2 separate regions of the Homo sapiens genome follow, and region 1 is linked to region 2. A link is a loop called in an ENCODE intact Hi-C map of the cell type or tissue named here. Cell type or tissue: dorsolateral prefrontal cortex. All regions are shown on one strand. Links, peaks and the distances in the headings refer to the core of each region. The heading gives the core; the rest is flanking DNA.

The links. Hi-C counts contacts between places; a loop is a spot of excess contacts. Peaks named below come from ENCODE experiments on the same cell type or tissue, not always from the same donor. Only the 100,000 strongest peaks of a DNase experiment are listed, where the experiment ranks them.
Region 1: it touches region 2 in a loop (2.3-fold over the local background); 2 of 110 quality-filtered maps call a loop at or near these places.

The regions. Positions count from the first base shown.
Region 1 is chr1:31,150,730-31,159,913 of GRCh38, forward strand. LOC107984935 (a long non-coding RNA gene) reads left to right here and starts at 4,317. Exons shown (of 2, transcript XR_001737961.2): 1 at 4,317-4,423; 2 at 4,996-5,405. RefSeq lists enhancers at 2,910-3,547, 3,548-4,184, 4,822-5,457, 5,032-5,121 and a silencer at 4,272-4,861. In dorsolateral prefrontal cortex, for the core only: CTCF peaks have their summits at 4,750 (motif pointing right) and 4,956; DNase peaks (open chromatin) are centred at 4,122 and 4,827; H3K4me3 peaks cover 1,607 bases; H3K27ac peaks cover 978 bases.
Region 2 is chr1:30,775,017-30,784,768 of GRCh38, forward strand. It overlaps LOC105378621 (a long non-coding RNA gene), which reads right to left and starts at 7,335. Exons shown (of 3, transcript XR_947134.2): 1 at 7,152-7,335; 2 at 6,719-6,871; 3 at 63-677. RefSeq lists cis regulatory regions at 2,465-3,130, 4,444-4,968 and enhancers at 4,467-4,656, 4,767-4,846. In dorsolateral prefrontal cortex, for the core only: CTCF peaks have their summits at 2,974 (motif pointing right), 4,770 (motif pointing left) and 7,495 (motif pointing right); DNase peaks (open chromatin) are centred at 3,495, 4,765, 7,505, 8,073 and 1 weaker place; H3K27ac peaks cover 5,080 bases.

The DNA.
Region 1 (9,184 bases), core at 996-8,995, 380 kb after region 2:
CTGCAGCCTTGAACTTTTGGGCTCAAGCAATCCTCCTACCTTAGTAAGTAGGGGGTAGTAAGAAGCTTCACTGGTCATCTCTCTGCTTTGGTTTAAGACAACATTTGGTAGAATGTTACTTACCAGAAAACATGTATGTCACATCTCTAGGAAGAAGAAAAAACATAGTAGTTCAATTCCCACTGCGTACCTTTGAATTTTTTTTTTTTTTTGAGATAGGGTCTCTCTCTTTTGCCCAGGCTAGAGTGCAGTGGCATGATCTCGGCTCACTGCAACCTCCGTCTCCTGGGTTCAAGTGATTCTCCTGCCTCAGCCTCCCGAGTGGCTGGGATTGCAGGCGTCTGCCACCATGCCCAGCTAATTTTTTTTTTTCAGTAGAGACGGGTTTTTGCCATGTTGGCCAGGCTGGTTTGGAACTCCTGACCTCAGGTGATTTGCCCGTCTTGGCCTCTGAAAGTGCTGGGATTACAGGCGTGAGCCACTGCTCCTGGGCTGATGTCTTTTTTAAAGTAAAAATAAGAAGCTGTACTGACTTTTCACTTGGCTATTCTGGTTTTAAAGGATGAGCTACAAGCTATGTGTTTTCCTGTATTGATATGTCACTGAAATACTTTTTGACCAGTGCAGTAGTTCACACCTGTAATCCCAGCACTTCGAGAGGCAGAGATAGGAGAGTTGAAGACCAACCTGAATAATGTATCAAGTCCCTATCTCTACAAAAAAATTTTTAAAAATTAGCTGAGCATGGTGACACGTACCCATGGTCTCAGCCACTCAGGAGGCTGAGGCAGTAGAATCCCTTGAGCCTAAGAGGTTGAGGTTGCAGTAGTGAGCAATGACTGTGTCACTGCACTCCAGCCTGAGTGACAAAGCAAGACTTGGTCGCAAAAAAAATTTAATCAGATCATTGACTCTTCTGCTCAAATTCTTCTAATAGCTTCTCAAGGTAAACTCCAGGCTGGGTGCCGTGGCTCACTCCTGTAATCCCAGCACTTTGGGAGGCCAAGGCAGGTGGATCACTTGAGGTCAGGAGTTTGAGACCAGCCTGGCCAACATGGTGAAACCCTGTCTCTACTAAAAATATAAAAATTAGCCGGGCGTGGTGGCAGGCACCTGTAATCCTAGCTGCTCGGGCTCAATTGCTTGAGCCCAGGTTGCAGTGAGCTTGCAACTTTGCTTGCAAGTGAGCTACAAGGTGAAGGTTGCTGTGAGCTGAGATCGCGTCACTGCACTCCAGCCTGGGTGACAGAGCAAGACTCTGTCTCAAAAAAAAAAAAAAAAAAAGGTAAACTCCAAATCCTTCCCATGATCCTTGAGGATCTTCCTTGAGGCCCCTCAAAATCTGGCCTCTCTAGGATTTTAAGACCAGTCTGGCCACCATGGCAAAACCCCGTTTCTACTAAAAATACAAAAACTACCTGGGCATGGTGGCACATGCCTGTAATCCCAGCTACTCGGGAGACTGAGGCAGGAGAAACGCTTGAACCCAGGAGGCGGAGGTTGCAGTGAGCTGAGATCGCGCCACTGCAAGCCAGCGTGGGGAACAGAGCAAGACTCTGTCTGAAAAAAAAAAAAGATCTGGCCTCTGCCTGCCCCTGAACTCATCCTCTCATCCTCTACCTCTCTCCTTTTTCCCTGTACTGCAGTGGCCTTCTTCCTGTTCTTCCTAATACCAGGGATGTTCCCTCCATCACTTCATTAATAGCTCGATTCCCCTTGACCTCATTTCTCCTAGTCTTTCATCACCACAATTGCAAGTCCTGCAGGAAAAAGAGCTTTCTTGCCCAACAAGACAGGGCTGGCTTTCATTGGCCCAAATTGGGTGGGCACATCCCTGAACCAATCACAGTTGTCAAGGGGCTGAGATGCTCTGATTAGTTGGGGTTGAGTCACATGCCCTGAAGCTGATGGAGGTGTGGACTGAGTGGAGGAGGACAATTTCCCAGAGAAAAATTCGTGTCCTGTTACTAGAAGGGTGAAGTAATGCTGGGCAGCAGAAGTAACAGATGTTTATTTTCAAAGTTTGCATAGCACTTAACATATAGATGTTGTTTTCAAAAAGCCAGCTTGCACTGCATGCAGGAACACCCCGAGAGCTCCTTCATCAACATTCATTCATTTTACAACTTTGTATTTTTTTTTTTTTGAAACAGAGTCTTGCTCTGTCGCCAGGCTGGAGTGCAGTGGCACGATCTCAGCTCACCACAACCTCTGACTCCCTAGTTCAAGCGATCCTCCTGCCTCAGCCTCCGGAGTAGCTGGGATTACAGGCACACACCACCACGCCCAGCTAATTTTTGTATTTTTAGTAGAGATGGGGTTTCATAATGTTGGCCAGGCTCATCTCAATCTCCTGACCTCGTGATCCACCCACCTCGGCCTCCTAAAGTGCTGGGATTACAGGTGTGAGCCACCGCACCCGGCCACAACTTTGTATTGATATCACTCAGTTCCATACTTAGTCCCAAAGGAATCTGCTACTCTCTTGAATCAAAATGTGATAATGTAATAGATTATGCGACTTGTCTAGAAGAATAGTGCTGGGCATTCATTCACCAATATTTATTAGGCTTTTACTAGCTTTAGAAAGGAGCTGAGATGACAGCTATCATCACCATAGGCAGTCCCTCTCCTCCTGGGGCTTATATTCTAGTGGAAAAAAGACAGATAGTCAAAAAGAAATGTCAGTGTAAATGGAGACACAAGCCACTCATGAAACATACTTTTCAGGGAGAAAAATTAAACAGACTAATAGGCTTTTGTACCTTTAGAACTGAATACTTGTATTACTCATTTTTAAAAAGTAATGTCATAATGAGATACACTACACCCATTCCAATGGCTAAAAGTAAAATGTTTGGCAATGTCAAATGCTCAAGAGGATGTGGAGCAACTGGAATGCTTATAACTGCTGGTGAGAATGGAAAATGGGGCTGGGCAAAGAGTCTCAAGCTAGTAATCCCAGTACTTTGGGAGGCTGAGGCGGGAGGATGGCTTGAGCACGGGAGGTCGAGGCTGCTGAGCTATGATCACTATGATCACACCACTGCACTCCAGCCTGGGTGACAGAGTGAGGCCTTGTCTCAAAAAAAAAAAAAAAAAACAAAAAAAAAAAACCGCATGTAAAGAATGGAATGTAAAAGGATATAACTATATAACTTGAGAGGACTGTTTGGCAGTTTCTTTTTTTCTTTCTTTTCTTTTTTTTTTTTTGTGAGACAGAGTCTTGCTCTGTCGTCCAGGCTGGAGTGCAATGGCCCAATCTCGGCTCATTGCAACCTCCGTCTCCTGGATTCAAGTGATTCTCCTGTCTCAGCCTCCTGAGTAGCTGGGATTAGAGGTACGCACCACCAGGCCCGGCTAATTTTTGTATTTTTAGTAAAGATGGGGTTTCGCCATGTTGGCCAGGCTGGTCTCAAAACTCCTGACCTCAGGTGATCTGCCCGCCTCGGCCTCCCGAAGTGCTGGGATTACAGGCGCGAGCCACCGCGCCCTGCCAAGTTGTGTGTATTTCGCTGAATGCAAATTAAGTCTCAATTAAAAAAAAAGTAACTGCAAATATTTTAATAGACGTTACAGCATGCTATGGAAATATGCCAGAGGGTGACTCCATGAGGGTGTGCCCCAGAAATCAGGGAAAGTCTTTACTAAGAAAGTGAGATTTCAAAGATTTGGGAGGACTACAAATTGCCCATACAAAGCGGGATGGGGGAGTAGGGTGAACTCAATACAAAAATGTTAGCTTCTTTCGGTGAAGGTCTTCCAAACGCAAGTATCTAACATTCACCTTATGCCTGCAGATACTCTACATTTGTGTTTTGGCATTTAATTTAATTTCACAGCGATCATTCGACGTCAGAATTTTGGTTCCCATTCTACAAGTGAGAAAATTGAGGTTCAGGGAGGTCAAAGGACCCGTTGAAGGCCATGAAGTAGGATGCGCCAGAAGCCAGGCTTGAGAGCTGCATACTCGGCGAGAGTTTCTCCAAGGCAAAGCCTGAAACAGGAACCACAGGCTCTCCAGGTGGGGAGGCTGGCGCTGAGGAATGTTCTCCTGAACAAAGGGCTCGGCTCGCGCGCCCGCACACCCGCCTCCCCCGGCGCCGGCCTTGGTCTCCAGAGACAGTGGGGTGGGGGGTGGAGACGCCCAGGTATGGCTCTCCTCCGTGGAATCAGCGATCCCAGGACCGAGGCCGGTTGACTCCGGAACAAAGAGAGTCCTTGGGGCGGGGGCGGGGGCGGGGCCCGATCCGGGGACCGGAGGGAGCGGGGGGGAGGGCGGGGCCGGAGTCGAGGGAGGGGCGGAGCCCGGGCCGGGGGACGAGGGCGGGGAGCGGCCGGGCCCTGGGCGGGGCAGGGCGAGGCTGGATCTTCGGAACGAGTCCGTGAAGGATCGGGCGCGGGCGCGGGCGCGGGGCCGGAGGTGGGGACGAGGGGAGTTGGGAAGGGGCTGGGGGTGTGGGGGTTGGGGGTGTGGGGGTCTGGCGGGACTTATCTGGGGGAGGCTAAAGTGGGTGCTGGAGGCGGGACCCGAGTCCCGGGAGAGGCGGGCGGGGAGTCGCCGCTAGAGCGGGGCCCTTTTGGGGGCTGGAGACCCGGAAGCTTAGAGGGCCCCCTGGCCCCGGAGAGGGGGAGGGCGCAGGGCAGGAATGGAGGCGAGGCCTGGCCTCAGGAGCCGGGGGCGGCGGGTTCAGGGCGCGATCCTCTCTGGGGGAATCCGCGGGTGGCCCGGGAGAGGCCGGGAGGGGGCGCAGAGGGCGGCGCCGGGGCCACGTGGAGTCTGCGCGCCCCACCCGCTTTGGGCCGCGCTCCACCCGCTTTGGGCCGCGCCCCACTATCCCTGAGCGCCGCACTGTTGGCCCCGCCACACGTCTGTCCTGAGAACCCGCAGGTCCCAGGCTGTGCGGCACCCCGCCGAGCCCTGGAGCAAGTCCTTCCCTGCGTGGGTCTTGTTTCCGCTTCTGTGAAATGACGATGGCCCTTCTTGTTTTGCAGGGCCCTGGGAGAGTGGGTTGAGAGAATGGAAGTGAAGAGGAAGGCTTCACCATCACCTTAACTAACATGTGTTTCCTACCGTTAAATAAACATTATAGGAGGCCACTGTTTTGGACTAAGTTTCTGCACCAGGCCCCAGCCGACCAGACTAAAAATCAAAAGAGTCACCCATGCTAAAGTTCCACATTACCAAATGGAAACTGAGTTGCCATCTAACCTGGGGAGAAATCAAGAGACAACAGCCAATTTCCCAAACAGGCCGGTTTAAATCCTCAATCAACATCACATTTCCCTGCTTTAATCCTACGCAAAAAAAGGCGGCTTGAAAGAACCTGATAGTAACCACTTGGTTATTATTCTATTGGTCTGTCCTGCCTTACAAGAAAAGTAAAAGTAACTTTGAAAAATAACTATATACTCTTTTTTTTTTTTTTGAGATAGAGTCTCGCTCTGTCGCCCAGACTGGAGTGCAGTGGTGCAATCTCGGCTCACTGCAACCTCTGCTTCCCGGGTTCAAGCGATTCTCCTGCCTCAGCCTCCCAAGTAAGTGGGATCACAGGCGCACACCACCATGCCCAGCTAATTTTTTTTTTTTTTTTAAGTAGAGACAGGGTTTCACCATTTTGGCCAGGCTGGTCTCGAACTCCTGAGCTCAAGTGGTCCACCGGCTTAGAACTCACAAGGTGCTAAGATTACGGGCATAACCCACTGTGTCTGGCCTTTTTTAAAAATTTTTCTTTTTTCTAAGGTACAGGGTCTAGCTTTGTCACCCAGGCTGGAGTGCAGTGGCATAGTGGCATAAACCCAGCTCACTGAAGCTTTGACTTCCTGGGCTCAAGCGATCCTCCTGCCTCAGCCTCCTGAGTACCTGGGACCACAGGTGGACACCTCCACGCTCTGCTTATTTTTAATTTTTTTTTTTTTATTTGAGATGGAGTCTTGCGCCATCTCGGCTCACTGCAACGTCCGCCTCCTGGGTTCAAGCAATTCTCCTGTCTCAGCCTCCCGAGTAGTTGGGATTACAGGCATATGCCACCACGCCTGGCTAATTTTTTTGTATTTTTAATAGAGACAGGGTTTTGCCATGTTGGCCAGGCTGGTCTCGAACTCCTGACCTCAAGTGATCGCCTGCCTTGGCCTCCCAAAGTGCTAGGATTACAAGTGTGAGCCACTGCACCTGGCCTTTTTTTTTTTTGAGATGGAGTCTCACTCTGTTGCCTAGGCTGGAGTTGGAGTGCAGTGGTGCTACCTAGCTCACTGCAACCTCTTGTCTCCCAGGTTCAAGCGATTCTTGTGCCTCATCCTCCTGAGTAGCTGGGATAACAGGCGTGCACCACATGCCCTGCTAATTTTTGTATTTTTAGTAGAGACACAGTCTCTTCATGTTGGCCAGGCTGGTCTCGAACTCCTGACCTCAAGTGATCCACCTGCCTCAGCCTCCCAAAGTGCTGGGATTACAAGCGTGAGCCACTGCACCTGGCCGTTAAAAAAAAAAAAAAAATTCCACCACACCCGGATAATTTTTGATTTTTTTTTTTTTGAGACAGAGTCTCGCTCTGTCCCCAGGCTGGAGTGCAGTGGTGCCATCTTGGCTCCCTGCAAGTTCCACCTCCCGGGTTCACGCCATTCTCCTGCCTCCGTCTCCCGAGTAGCTGGGACTACAGGTGCCTGCCACCACACCCAGCTAATTTTTTGTATTTTTAGTAGGGATGGGGTTTCACCATGTTAGCCAGGGTGGTCTTGATCTCCTGACCTCATGATCCACCCACCTCGGCCTCCCAAAGTGCTGGGATTACAGGTGTGAGCCACCATGCCTGGCCTAATTTTTGAATTTTTGGTAAAGACAGGGTTTCACCATCTTGGCCAGGCTGGTCTGGAACTCCTCACCTCAGGTGGTCCGCTCACCTCGGCCTCCAGGGAACCACCTCACCTGGCCCATTTTTTAAATTTTTGTAGAGACGGGGTATCACCATGTTGGCCAGGCTGGCCTGAAACTCCTGGCCCAAGGGATCCTCCCATCCCAGCCTCCTGAATCACTGGGATTACAGGTGTGATCCAGGGCTCTGGGCCTAATATACTCTTTATTCTTTGCCAATGCTTTCTTTAACCCTTCTGTGTCTATAAAGCCAAGCTCTTCTGCTCAGATCATTGACATACTTATTCTATTTTATAGAATGAGGTGCTGCCCAATTGTGGAATCGCAAATAAAGCCAACTGATATTTTTATACTAAATTTCTCATAATTTTGTCTTGGCCGGGTGCGGTGGCTCACGCCTGTAATCCCAACACTTTGGGAGGCGGATCACCTGAGGTCAGGAGTTCAAGACCAGCTTGGCCAACATGGTGAAACACCCACTCTGCTAGGTCATGTGCTGAGGAATACAGTGAACAAGTTACAGTTCCTACACAAATAAGCTTGCAGGCTGGTTGAAAGACTGAACAATTAACAATATGAATCGTTATTCAATTAAAATTGTGATATGTGGCTGGGCACGGTGGCTCATGCCTGTAATCCCAGCACTCTGGGAGGCAGAGGCGGGCAAATCACAAGGTCAGGAGCTTGAGACCAGCCTGGCCAACATGGCGAAACCCCGTCTCTACTAAAAAAATACAAAAAATTAGCTGGGCATAGTGGTGGGTGCCTGTAATCCCAGCTACTCGGGAGGCTGAGGCAGGAGAATCGCTTGAACCTGGGGGGCGGAGGTTGCAGTGAGCTGAGTTCGTGCCACTGCATTCCAGCCTGGGTGACAGAGTGAGACTCTGTCTAAAAAAAAATTATCATATGCACCTTAGTGGAGAAGTACAGGGAACTACAGGAGCAGTGTTTTCTGAGCAGCCAGTGCTTATTATTATGTGCCAGGTTCTATGCTAAACCATTTAAGATTTGGCTGTGGTCTCCAGTCCACCTAAGATCTAGATCAGACTTATTTCAAACATTGTATCAACCAGGATTCTAGCAGTTGCAAGTAACAGAAACATAACACAGGCCTGTTGTAGTAAATTTCCCTGTAATTCCAGGCTTTGGGAGGCCTACAGGGATAGCTTGAGCCCAGGAGTTTAAGAAGCAGCCTGGGCAACATAGCGAGACCCCTCATCTCTGCCAAAAAAAAAAAAAAGCCAGGGTGAGGGGTGACATTACATGCCTGTAGTCCCAGCTACTGGGAGGCTGAGGTGAGAGGATTGGAGCAGGGAGGGGAAGATTTACTGACAAACTCTGGAAGTATGTTTTTGTTTGTTTGTTTGTTTGTTTGTTTGAGACAGAGCCTCACTCTGTCACCCAGGCTGGAGTGCGGTGGCCCGATCTCGGCTCACTGCAAGCTCTGTCTCCCGGGTTCACACCATTCTCCTGCCTCAGCCTCCCGAGTAGCTGGGACTACAGGTGCCTGCCACCATGCCTGGCTAATGTTTTGTATTTTTAGTAGAGACGGGGTTTCACCATGTTAGCCAGGGGTCTCGATCTCCTGACCTCGTGATCCACCCATCTCGGCCTCCCAAAGTGCTGGGATTACAGACATGAGCCACCGTGCCTGGCCGGAAGTATGTTTTGAAGTATGTTAAGTATGGCTGGATCCCAGGGGCTCAAGAGAAGGTTTCACAGCTCCATGTCTCTCGTTATCCCTCAATTCTCTCTTACAGGCAGCCAAGCAAGATGGCTACTAGCCGTTCTAGGGCCAGGTGCAGTGGTTCACACCTGTAAATCCTAGCACTTTGGGAGGCTAAGGGGGGGGGGGATCACTTGAGGCTGAGAGTTTGAAATCAGCCTGGGCAACATAGCAAGACCCCATTTCTACAAAAGATAATAAGAAAAAAATTAGTTGAGCATGATGGTTTGCACTTGTAGTTCCAGCTGCTCAGGAGATTAAGGTGAGAGGATCCCTCCTTGAGCCCAGGAATTCAAGGCTACAGTGAGCTATGATTGTGCCACTGCACTCTACCCTGGGCAATAGAGTGAGACCCTGTCTCAAAAAAAAAAAAAAAAAGAAAGAAAGAAAGAAAAGAAAACAGAAAGATGACTGTGGCTACAAGCAGTTTTAGGCTTTCATTGACTTTATAGCTCTGGGTCCCTGAAGAGAGAGTGTACTTCCCAACGGCTCCAGCATTAAAAAAGCAGTCTTGGGGACTATGTCTCCTAAATTCCTTGAAGCTGTCCTGAGCCCTTGCACAGCTAAACCCAAGTCCTGAGCCCTGT
Region 2 (9,752 bases), core at 891-8,890:
TATTTTTCTTCAGTTCAGGATGCCCCTGCCTGGCCCAGAAACCACACTGCCATGAATGGGTCAGGACATTTTACCATCCTGTGCCTACTCCACCCAGCCTGGGGTGAGGGAATGGGGGGCAGATGCCAGATTCTGGCCACTGACCAGCCACAGAGCCCAGCAGGGCCATAAACAAGGCTGGGTGGGGTTTCCAGGCCCACTCGGTGGGGCTCGTTTACTTGGACGAGGGCAGGGCAGAGAGCACCGACCAGAGTGCCTCAAAATAACTCACGTGGCCTGGCCGGGAGCCAATCCCTCCATGGAAAATTTAAATGAATTCTTCACAGCTGCAAGGCCCAGGCCCCCAGACGGCCCACCCAGAATCACCAGATTACCGTGGCTCTGATGGTTCCAGAAACCCAAGAATGTTCTGGAAGCCCAAGGAAGCCATAGTCGGTCTCTGGGCTTCCTCACACAACCAGAGGTCATGATACACTCAGAAAAGGATTATCCAGTCACCAACTGCTCAGCCCTTCAGGACGCTGGTGCCAGAAGGGCCCGTGCCTGCCAGGCTGGTCCTCGTGGACATAGGGCTCTGGACGAAGGGTTGGCCCGGCTTTCACTTAGCCCCCCAGGAGACGCTTCTGGGAGCATACTCCCCTCCTTATCTGGGGACACTGAGGCTCAGTCAGCTCCTCCTGCGAGGAAACAGACAGGTAGCAGCCAGTGCTGACCACCAGGCCATCCCATCCCCGTGCCAGTGCCTGAGCCACAGTGACTGGGTGAGGCTGCAGATGTGTGGTGAGGAGAGCAACTGGGGAGCGGGGAGGGGAGCTGAACTGAGGAGGGAGGGAGGGAGTCTGAGGGAAGGAGTGAGAATGGACCCCAAGGAGCATGAGGCCAGCAGCAAAGGGTTAAAGAAATGCACTCTCGGCCTGGCACAGTGGCTCACGCCTGTAATCCTAGCACTTTGGGAGGCCAAGGTGGGTGGATCACTTGAGGTCAGGAGTTCAAGACCAGCCTGGCCAACATGGTGACACCCCATCTCTACTAAAAATACAAAAAATTAGCCAGGCGTGGTGGTGCATGTCCCTCCCAGCTACTCGGGAGGCTGAGGCACGAGAATCAATTGAACCTGGGAGGCAGAGATTGCAGGGAGCCGAGATCACGCCACCCGTGCTCCAGCATGACAGAGTGAGACTCCAAAGAAAGGAAAGAGGGGAAAGGAAAGGAAAGGAAAGGAAAGGAAAGGAAAGGAAAGGAAAGGAAAGGAAAGGAAAGGAAAGGAAAGGAAAGGAAAGGAAAGGAAAGGAAAGGAAAGGAAAGGAAAGCGGAAAGGAAAGGAAAGGGGAAAGGAAAGGAAAGGGGAAAGGAAAGGAAAGGAAAGGAAAGGAAAGGAAAGGAAAGGAAAGGAAAAGGGAAAGGAAAGGGGAAAGGAAAGGGGAAAGAATGGGGAAAGAAAAGGGGAAAGAAAAGGGAAAGGAAAGGAAAGTCATGGGGACCCAGGGGCAGCCAGCAAGGCTGGACAGAGGAGACCGGCCCTGACCTAGGAAAGGGGGGTCAGGGCCTAGAAACAGCACAGGCCAAGGTAAGAGGCAGAAATGATGACACCCTACACACAGCCCTGCAGACCACGGGGAATGCAATGTCCAGTGTCTCATCTCACATCAAAAAGGCCACCCCTGAGCCACTTGGTGGGAAAGAAGAGGCCGAGCTGGGGCTGGAGTCCTCGTCCCTGGTCCTCAACCCCATGCCCTTTCCATGAGCCGAGGCTGCCTGCTGAGAGGCCTGGAGGAGTCCGGAGCAGGCCCAGGGATCTCACTGCCCCCTGCACTCTGCATTTGGTCATATCATGTGGGTGGGGGCCTCGGATGGGAAGGGGCTGTGCCTTGGGAATTTTCTTGTCCCCAGACTCCTCAGGGAGGAAAGAGCCTGGGGCCTTTGGAGGAACTTGGGCTTCGGAGTCAGACCCATGGAGTCGGACTCCAGGCCACGCCTCAGTTTGCTAAAGGCCATGACCAACTCTGCTCTTGCCCGCCGCATGCCAGCATTTCATTTAATGGTCCAAACATCCCATGAGGACATATGGCCATCATTCCCGCTTTACTCATGAGGGGACTGACACGCAGAGGTTAAGCAATTTGCCCAAGGTCACGCAGCTATTCCGTGGCCGATCCAGGAGCTCAGCCCAGGATGCCTGACACCAGAGTTGTCACCCAATGCTTCCATTTCCAGGCCACCTTGAGCAAGTCACTGAACCACCCCAGGCCTCTGTTTCCTCACAGCCACAGTGACTCCCACCTCGCGGAGTTGAGGAGGAGTCAGTGAATTAATGGCTGAGTGCGTGGCTCGTGGCAGCCACCTTGCCTGTTTTCAGCCAGGCCACAGACTGACCCCAAAACCCCATCCCCCTAATCTTTCTCAGGGGCCCTGGCACCCAGGACAAGGTCCCAGCCCCTCTTGGCCCAGCAGAGCGAGGGACCAGGAGAACTGAGGCCACTCTGGGGCCCAGGGCAGGGCAGGGGCCGGGCGGCCACGGGAACACAGGTCCACTTCACCCTCCTGCTCAGCAGGGCTGGATTCTCCCTGTCTCCTGGGGCCCACTGGGAACTTGGGGTTTTCCTGCATCTGATTAGCATAAATTAGCAGCTGTCAGCAAGAGGGAGTAATGTAGCCTTTCAACGGCCCCGTCTTGTTTTTGGAAACCTTATCGAGTTCTGCTGAGGGCTCGCCTTGTTCACTGGCCACTGGATGGCTGACTGGTGTTTGTGTACCCAGCAGAGGCCCACCACCGCCCCTGGTGAGCCCCCGGCCCCCAGCCTCAGCTCCAAGGATAACACGGAGGGAAGGAGCCTGGTGCGGGTGGTAGCGGGATGAGGGGGGATCCAGCCAGACTCCCCGCCCTCCTCCCACTTCACACCTCTCACCCGAGGTCCCTCCACACTGAGAGAGCCCTCTGTGCAGGCTGGTGGGGCGGAAGGGCCCAATGGCCACCTCCAGTTTTCCCGGCAGGGGGAGCAGTGGCCATTGGAGCTTCCTAGGCTGGGGCTACGTCCACAGAGAACTTTCAACTGGACAGCACCAACCTGGTTCCTTGGGGATAAGGCTGGTCTGCCCTGATTTTCCAAGGAAAGGGAAGAACATCTATTCCACAAGGCCTACTGTGTGCCGAGCCCAGGAAGGGGTGACTTCTTTGTCATCCAAGAATACCACGGGTGCTGGAGGGAACAGGGTTTGTCTGCCAGGCAGCCCTTCCCTTCTGCTTCTGATAATGCCACAGCCTTCCTCCAGGTGAACTAGAGCCTGTGCTCTGGAACCAGAATGGGTTCAAATCCCACCACTCACCAGCTGTGTGCCTCTCTGCCTCAGTTGCCTCACCTGTAGAATGGGACCCTGGTTGTGAGAATTAAATGAATTTGTGCGTTCAATGTGCTGAGAACAACACTGGCACATGGTAAGTGATGCGTTAGCTATGACTGATTGCCCTGGCCCCACTCCAAGTGCTTCTGGTGAGGCTGCTTATCCAGACTCCCCACTCCCAACCACAGGGGCAGACATGTAACCTAGATCAGCCAGTTAGGATGCCTCATCTCCAACTGGCCACAGTGATTGGCCCAGGAATAGATAAGCCTAGCCAATCAGACTCTTTCCCTGTGATTTAATATTTGGCTGTGAGTAGAGAAGCTCTCTCTTTCCCGAGGGTGAAAAGCTGGAAAGATGTAAGCCCAACGCTCTCTGTGGCCCTGCCTTCCTTTCTTCACCCACCACATCAAGGAAGCAAGCCTGCAGTAGGAGAAAGTGAGGCCACCAACCCAGAGATGAGCAGAGCCCAGAGAGGTGGAGAGGCGACTGAGAAACCAAGAATAAATGATAGAGAAGGATAACCCCGTTATTTCCATCCCTGAAACCGGCTGTGCCTGGGACTTCCCTTTGACCCAAGACGTTTCCTTTCACTGTTAAAATCCGGAATCATCCAAAGTTGATTATCTCTATTGTACATATGAGAAAACTGAGGCTCGGGGAGGTGGAGTGATCAGCCCTTGGGGACAGAACTAGTAGGTGGTGGAGCCAAAGGCAGGCGGCCTGGCCGCAGAGTCCAAGGAGGAAGGGGGAGGCAAGCAGCTCTGCCTCTTCGTCTCCCTGTCCCTCCCCAGACCACACATTAGCCTTTGTTTGAATGGTCACCTGGAGGAGAAGGAGAAGCTGGGTTTGAATTCCAGCTCTGTTGTTTTCTGGCTATGTGAGCTTTGAGCAACTCACTTCTCTTCTCCGAGCCCAGTTTCCTCGTCTGTAACATGGGAATAATATTCCTTATTTCACTATGTTGGCATAAAATAAAATGTCCCATTGGAAGCACCCAGCATATAATTAGCACCCAGTACATAATTAGCACCCAGTAAATGCTCATTTTTCCATTCCCCAAAACAGCAGCATCATCTCAACCTTCCAGGAAGCCAAAATGCCTGACTTGCAGGGCTATCGATAGATCCTCAAGGCAGCAGTGGTAGCCCCCATTTCAGAGACGGGAAACAGGCTCCGAGTGGTTCAACCACACACCCAAGGTCACAAGGCTTGTTAATGGGACCTCTCCCACTTCTATCAAGTTGCCTGAGTCCCTGCTGCAGGGTTCTCTGCAGTCAGAGGCTGGGAACTGGGTTGGCGGTGAGGAGGGTAAAATGGGGATAGAGTAAGTGGTTTGGACTGAGGGACTCTGAGCCCTCCGCTCTGCCCTCCCCACCCTCAAGCCCAGGCTAGACTCCGGGTCAAGGGCGCCCCCTGCTGGCCATCTGGGGAACTCCATCCCAGGCACCTAATAAATCCCAGAGAAGGCACCACACGGGCAGGGCAGGAGCTTAGAGCTCAGACTCCCTGTTACTTAGGGCAGCGACTCTACCTCCCTGAAGCTCGGTTTTCTCGTCTGCCAAATGGGGATAATAATAATATGATAAATGAAATAATGCCACAAAGTGCCTGGCACAATGCTCAGACACCACTCCACCTCCATCAGGACGGCTTTTTTTTTTTTTTTCTAAGGCAGGATCTCAGTCACTCTGTTGCTCAGGCTGGAGTGCAGTGGTGTGATCACAGCGCACTGCAGCCTCAACCTCCCAGGCTCAAGCAATCCTCCCACCTCAGTGTCCCCAGTAGCTGGGACTACAGGCGTGCACCACCACACCCAGCTAACTTTTTTTTTTTTTTTTTTGGTAGATACAGGGTCTCACTATGTTACCCAGGCTGTTCTCAAACTCCTGAGCTTAAGTGATCCTCCTGCCTCAGCCTCCCAAATCGCTGAGATTATGGGCATGAGCCACTGCACCTGGCCATCTGTTATTTTTTTTTTTAAGACAGAAAATAGCAAGTGTTAGTGAGAACGTGGAGAAATTGGAACCCTTGTACATTGCTAGCAAGACTGTAAGATGGTAGAGCCACCGTGGGAGTACAATATGGCAGTCCTTCAAAAATTAAACATGGAATTATCACATGACCTGGGAATTCTACTTCTGTGGATGCACCCAAGAGAACTGAAACGGGAACTTGAACAGATATTTGTTCAACCCCAATGTTCATAGCAGCATTATTCACATAGTCAAAAGGAGGAAGCAACCCAAGTGGCCATCCATGGATGAATGGATAAACAAAATGTGACCAAGGCACACGATGGTATATTATTCAGCCTGAAAAATGAAGGAAATTCTGACGCATGCTACAACGTGGGTGAACCTTGAGGACATTATGCTGAGTGAAATCAGCCAGACTCAAAAGGAGGAGCCTATTATATAATCCTGCCTATATGAGATACCTACAGTAGTCAAGTTCATAGTGACAGAAGGTAGAATGGAGGTTGCCAGAGGCAGAGAGGAGGGAAGAAATGGGGGTTATTGTTTGATGGGCACAGAGTTTGAGTTTGGGAAGATGACAAAGCTCTGGAGATGGACGGTGGTGATGGCTGCACAGCACTGTGAGTGTAGTGAATGCCACTGAACTGTACACTTAAAATTGTTAAAATGATAGATTTTATGTTATGTATCTGTGCTATAGTTTCAACATTTGTCCCCTCCAAAACTCATGTTGAAGTTTAATCTCCAATGTGGCAATATTGAGAGGTGAGAGGTGGTCTTCTTCTTTTTTTTTTTTTTTTTTTTTTTTTGAGATGGAGTCTTGCTCTGTCGCTCAGGCTGGAGTGGAGTGGAGTGGAGTGGTATGATCTCGGCCCACTGCAACCTCCACAGTGGAGTGGAGTAGAGTGAAGTGGAGTGGCACGATCTCGGCTCACTGCAACCTCCACAGTGGAGTGGAGTGGAGTGGAGTGGAGTGGAGTGGAGTGGCACAGTCTTGGCTCACTGCAACCTCCACCTCCCAGATTCAAGCTATTCTCCTGCCTCAGCTTTCCAAGAAGATGGGATTAGAGGTGCCCGTCACCATGCCCGGCTAATTTTTGTATTTTTAGCAGAGACAGGGTTTCACCATGTTGGCCAGGCTGGTCTCAAACTCCTGACCTCAGGTGATCTGCCCACCTTGGCCTCCCAAAGTGCTGGGATTACAGGCGTGAGGCACCAGGCCTGGCCTGAGAGGTGGTCCTTTAAGAGGTGATTGGGTCATGAAGGCTCTGCCCTCATGAATGGTTTAATCTATTCATGGATTCATGGATTAATGGGTTAATGGTTAATTGATTATCATGGGACTGGCGGCTTTATAAGAAGAGGAAGAGAGACCCGGGCCAGCACCTCAGCCCCCTCACCATGTGATATCCTGTGTGGCCTCTGGACTCTGCAGAGTCCCCACCAGCAAGGAGGTCCTCACCAGATGCGGCCCCTCAACCTTGGACTTCACAGGCTCCAGAACCGTATAAAATAAATTCCTTGTCTTTGTAAACTACCCAGTTTCAGGTATTCTGTTACAAGCAACAGAAATGGACGAATACGTTACCACAATTTCTGAAATAAGGACAAATAAAAGAGCATTTGAGCTAAGACCTAAAGGATGGACATTCCTCCCAAGAAGAAGGTATTCTGGGCAGAGGGGACAGTGTGAGTCTCGGCTGGGAGGCCGGAGGCCCTGGGATGTCCCAGGAAGGGGCAGGCGCTGAGGCCGGAAAGGTTGGGAGTGGCCCAATCACGAGGCCGCCTGAGACTCAGTCTCTTCATCCACCATGTGGGGATGCTGCCACTCACCTCACAGAGACAAGGTACCCCATCAGCTCATCAGACGGGGGTCTGCGAAACAGGAGAAAAAAATCCCAGCCAGGGCCTTAGTTTCTCTGAGGTACAGATGTTGGTGATGTTGGTGGCAGGTATACATTTGGGGGCCATAAAGCTTCCCAGAACTATAGCAACCCCACCTCCACCCATCCCCGAAAAGGAAAGAAAATTGCTACCCCTACAGCCCTTGCGGGCCGCCCCCCGCCCCCAACCCCGACCACCCCCAACCCCGACCACCCCCACCAGCCCAGCAGAGAACTTAGCGACCAGGGCCCGGATGGAGCAGTGTTCCTGAGTAGCCACCAGAGGGCGCACTGTACCCGCCAACTCAGCGTGTCTCCCGCCCTGGAGAGGGGAGACGGACAGGGAGGAAGGGCTACTGTCGTCCTGGGACACATTCCTGGGCAGGGGGCTTCCAGGTCCTGTTGAAAGCTGTCCTTGGGCAGAGGACATCCTGAGCCATGGATTCACAGCCACGGAGATATCCGAGTTGGAAGGGGTTTAGGATGGGGACCCTTTTATGGGGACCCTTTTACAGAGATGAGGCCCAGAGAGCAGAAGCCAGCTGTCTAGCGTCACACAACGGGTCAGGGCAAAGCAGGGGCTGGAACCCGAGACTCTCATACCCCTGCACACACCTGCTCCTGCTCTCCAGGCCCCGGACAGCTGGGCCCAGATGGAAACCAGGGGGCAAGGCAAAATGGAACTGTGGAAGGGGCTCCAGCATCTCCGCCATCCCCTGTTCTCCCAAGATGCTGAGCCACAGGGAAACTGAGGCATGGAGCGACAAAGAGGCAGAGGTTGTCTGCATCCCTCCTGAGCAGGTCAGGGCCCCATGCGGGTCCCAGGGAGCCCCTCTGCTCTCCCTGGAGCCAGGTTTGGGTACAGCAGCTGTGACTAGCCAACCAGGCTGGGCCACTGTGGCTGAAGGCTCAAAGTCCAGCAGGGAGCCATTGATCAGTCCGGGACTTCTGTTGGGAGGGTGCCGGCAAACTATCTGATGGGTCCCCAGGGCCTCCCCTGGAGGAAGTGGGGACTTGAGCAGGAGGTGTCCGGGGGCTCCTGGGCTTTGGCAGGGCCTCCCTCCCCTCCACCGCCTCCCTCTTCAAATCGCAGCTGGAAACAGCACCTCCCCTGTTGGGTACAAGAACCTTCACAGGGGCCTTGACCTTCTATGACTCTACCCCACGGAAATCAGCAGAAGCAGACGGAGATGGCCCCTGAAGCACTTTGGTGTGTAATGTCATTTAATCCTCAGAATGACCCCATGGCATAGAATATGATTCGTTCATCCAATTTTGCAGCTGGGAAACCTGAAGCCAGGACGAAGAAGGCAATTGCTTGGCAGCAGCACTCCAGAAACACCATGTGCCATGCAGAGTCCACGGCTCAGCCGCCGCAGCCCCTGTGCGCGCTGTCTCATTTAATCCCCCCAGCCACTCTGTCAGGCAGGTAGGGTGAAGGCCCAGCGTTAAAGATGAGGAAAATGAGGCAACGAGAACAAATTGCCCTGTTGCTCAAGCTCTCTTGGCTTCCTGTGACCTCCCAGACCTTGGGTGACAGAGGCACATTAAGGAAGTCCCTCAACTCTCCGGCGGGGGTGGAGCCTCTGCAGGGGGCGTGGAACCAGTAGCAGGACCACAGTAGCCAGGCAGGGACATGGATCCCCCACCCCCAACACCTCCCCTAGCTGCCCCTCCATTGCCTTACCCAGCTCTTGAGGCTGGAAGGCTCATAGCTCTTTTCCTGACTACCTTCCACCCATGAGTAGCCAGGCGCGTGTTCTAGCCCAAGAGATCTAGGTGGGAGTCAATGAGGAAGGGCTTCACTTCCCAAATTTTATTTTTGTTTATTTTATTTTATTTTTTCGAGAAGGAGTCTCGCTCTGTCACCCAGGCTGGAGAATAGTGGTGCCATCTCAGCTCACTGCAACCTCCGCCTCCCAGGTTCAAGCTATTCTTCCTGCCTCAGCTGGGACTACAGGCATCTGCCACCATGCCTGGCTAACTTTTGTATTTTTAGTAGAGACGGGGTTTCACCGTGTTGGCCAGGCTGATCTAGAACTCCTGACCTCAGTGATCTCCCCCGCTCAGCCTCCCAAAGTGCTGGGATTACAGGTGTGAGCCACCACGCCCGGCTACTTCCCAAATTTTAAAAAAAGCCTCCCAAGACCTTTGACTTTCCCAGTGCCTCTCTGCCTGGAATGAAACGTGAGTGCTGGAGGCACAGCAGGCACTTTGGAACTACGAGGGCAAACACCACAAGTTAGGGACAACGGAGTTGGGAGAGCCTGCACTCTGACAATGCTGCTGACCTGTGCACCAGCCCTAGAGTTCCCATCATGTGAGAAAGATAGACCCTCCTTCTCTTAACACGGGGGACCACCGTCCCTGCTGGTTGCTGCCTACTCAAGTTTGCATTCCCATCTGACCCAGCAGCCCTGAGTAGGGGTTAAGAATGTAGTTTTTTTTGTTTTGTTTTGTTTTTTGACAGAGTCTCATTCTGTTGCCCAGTCTGGAGTGCAGTGGCGCGATCTCGACTCACTGCAACCTCCGCTCCCAGGTTCAAATGACT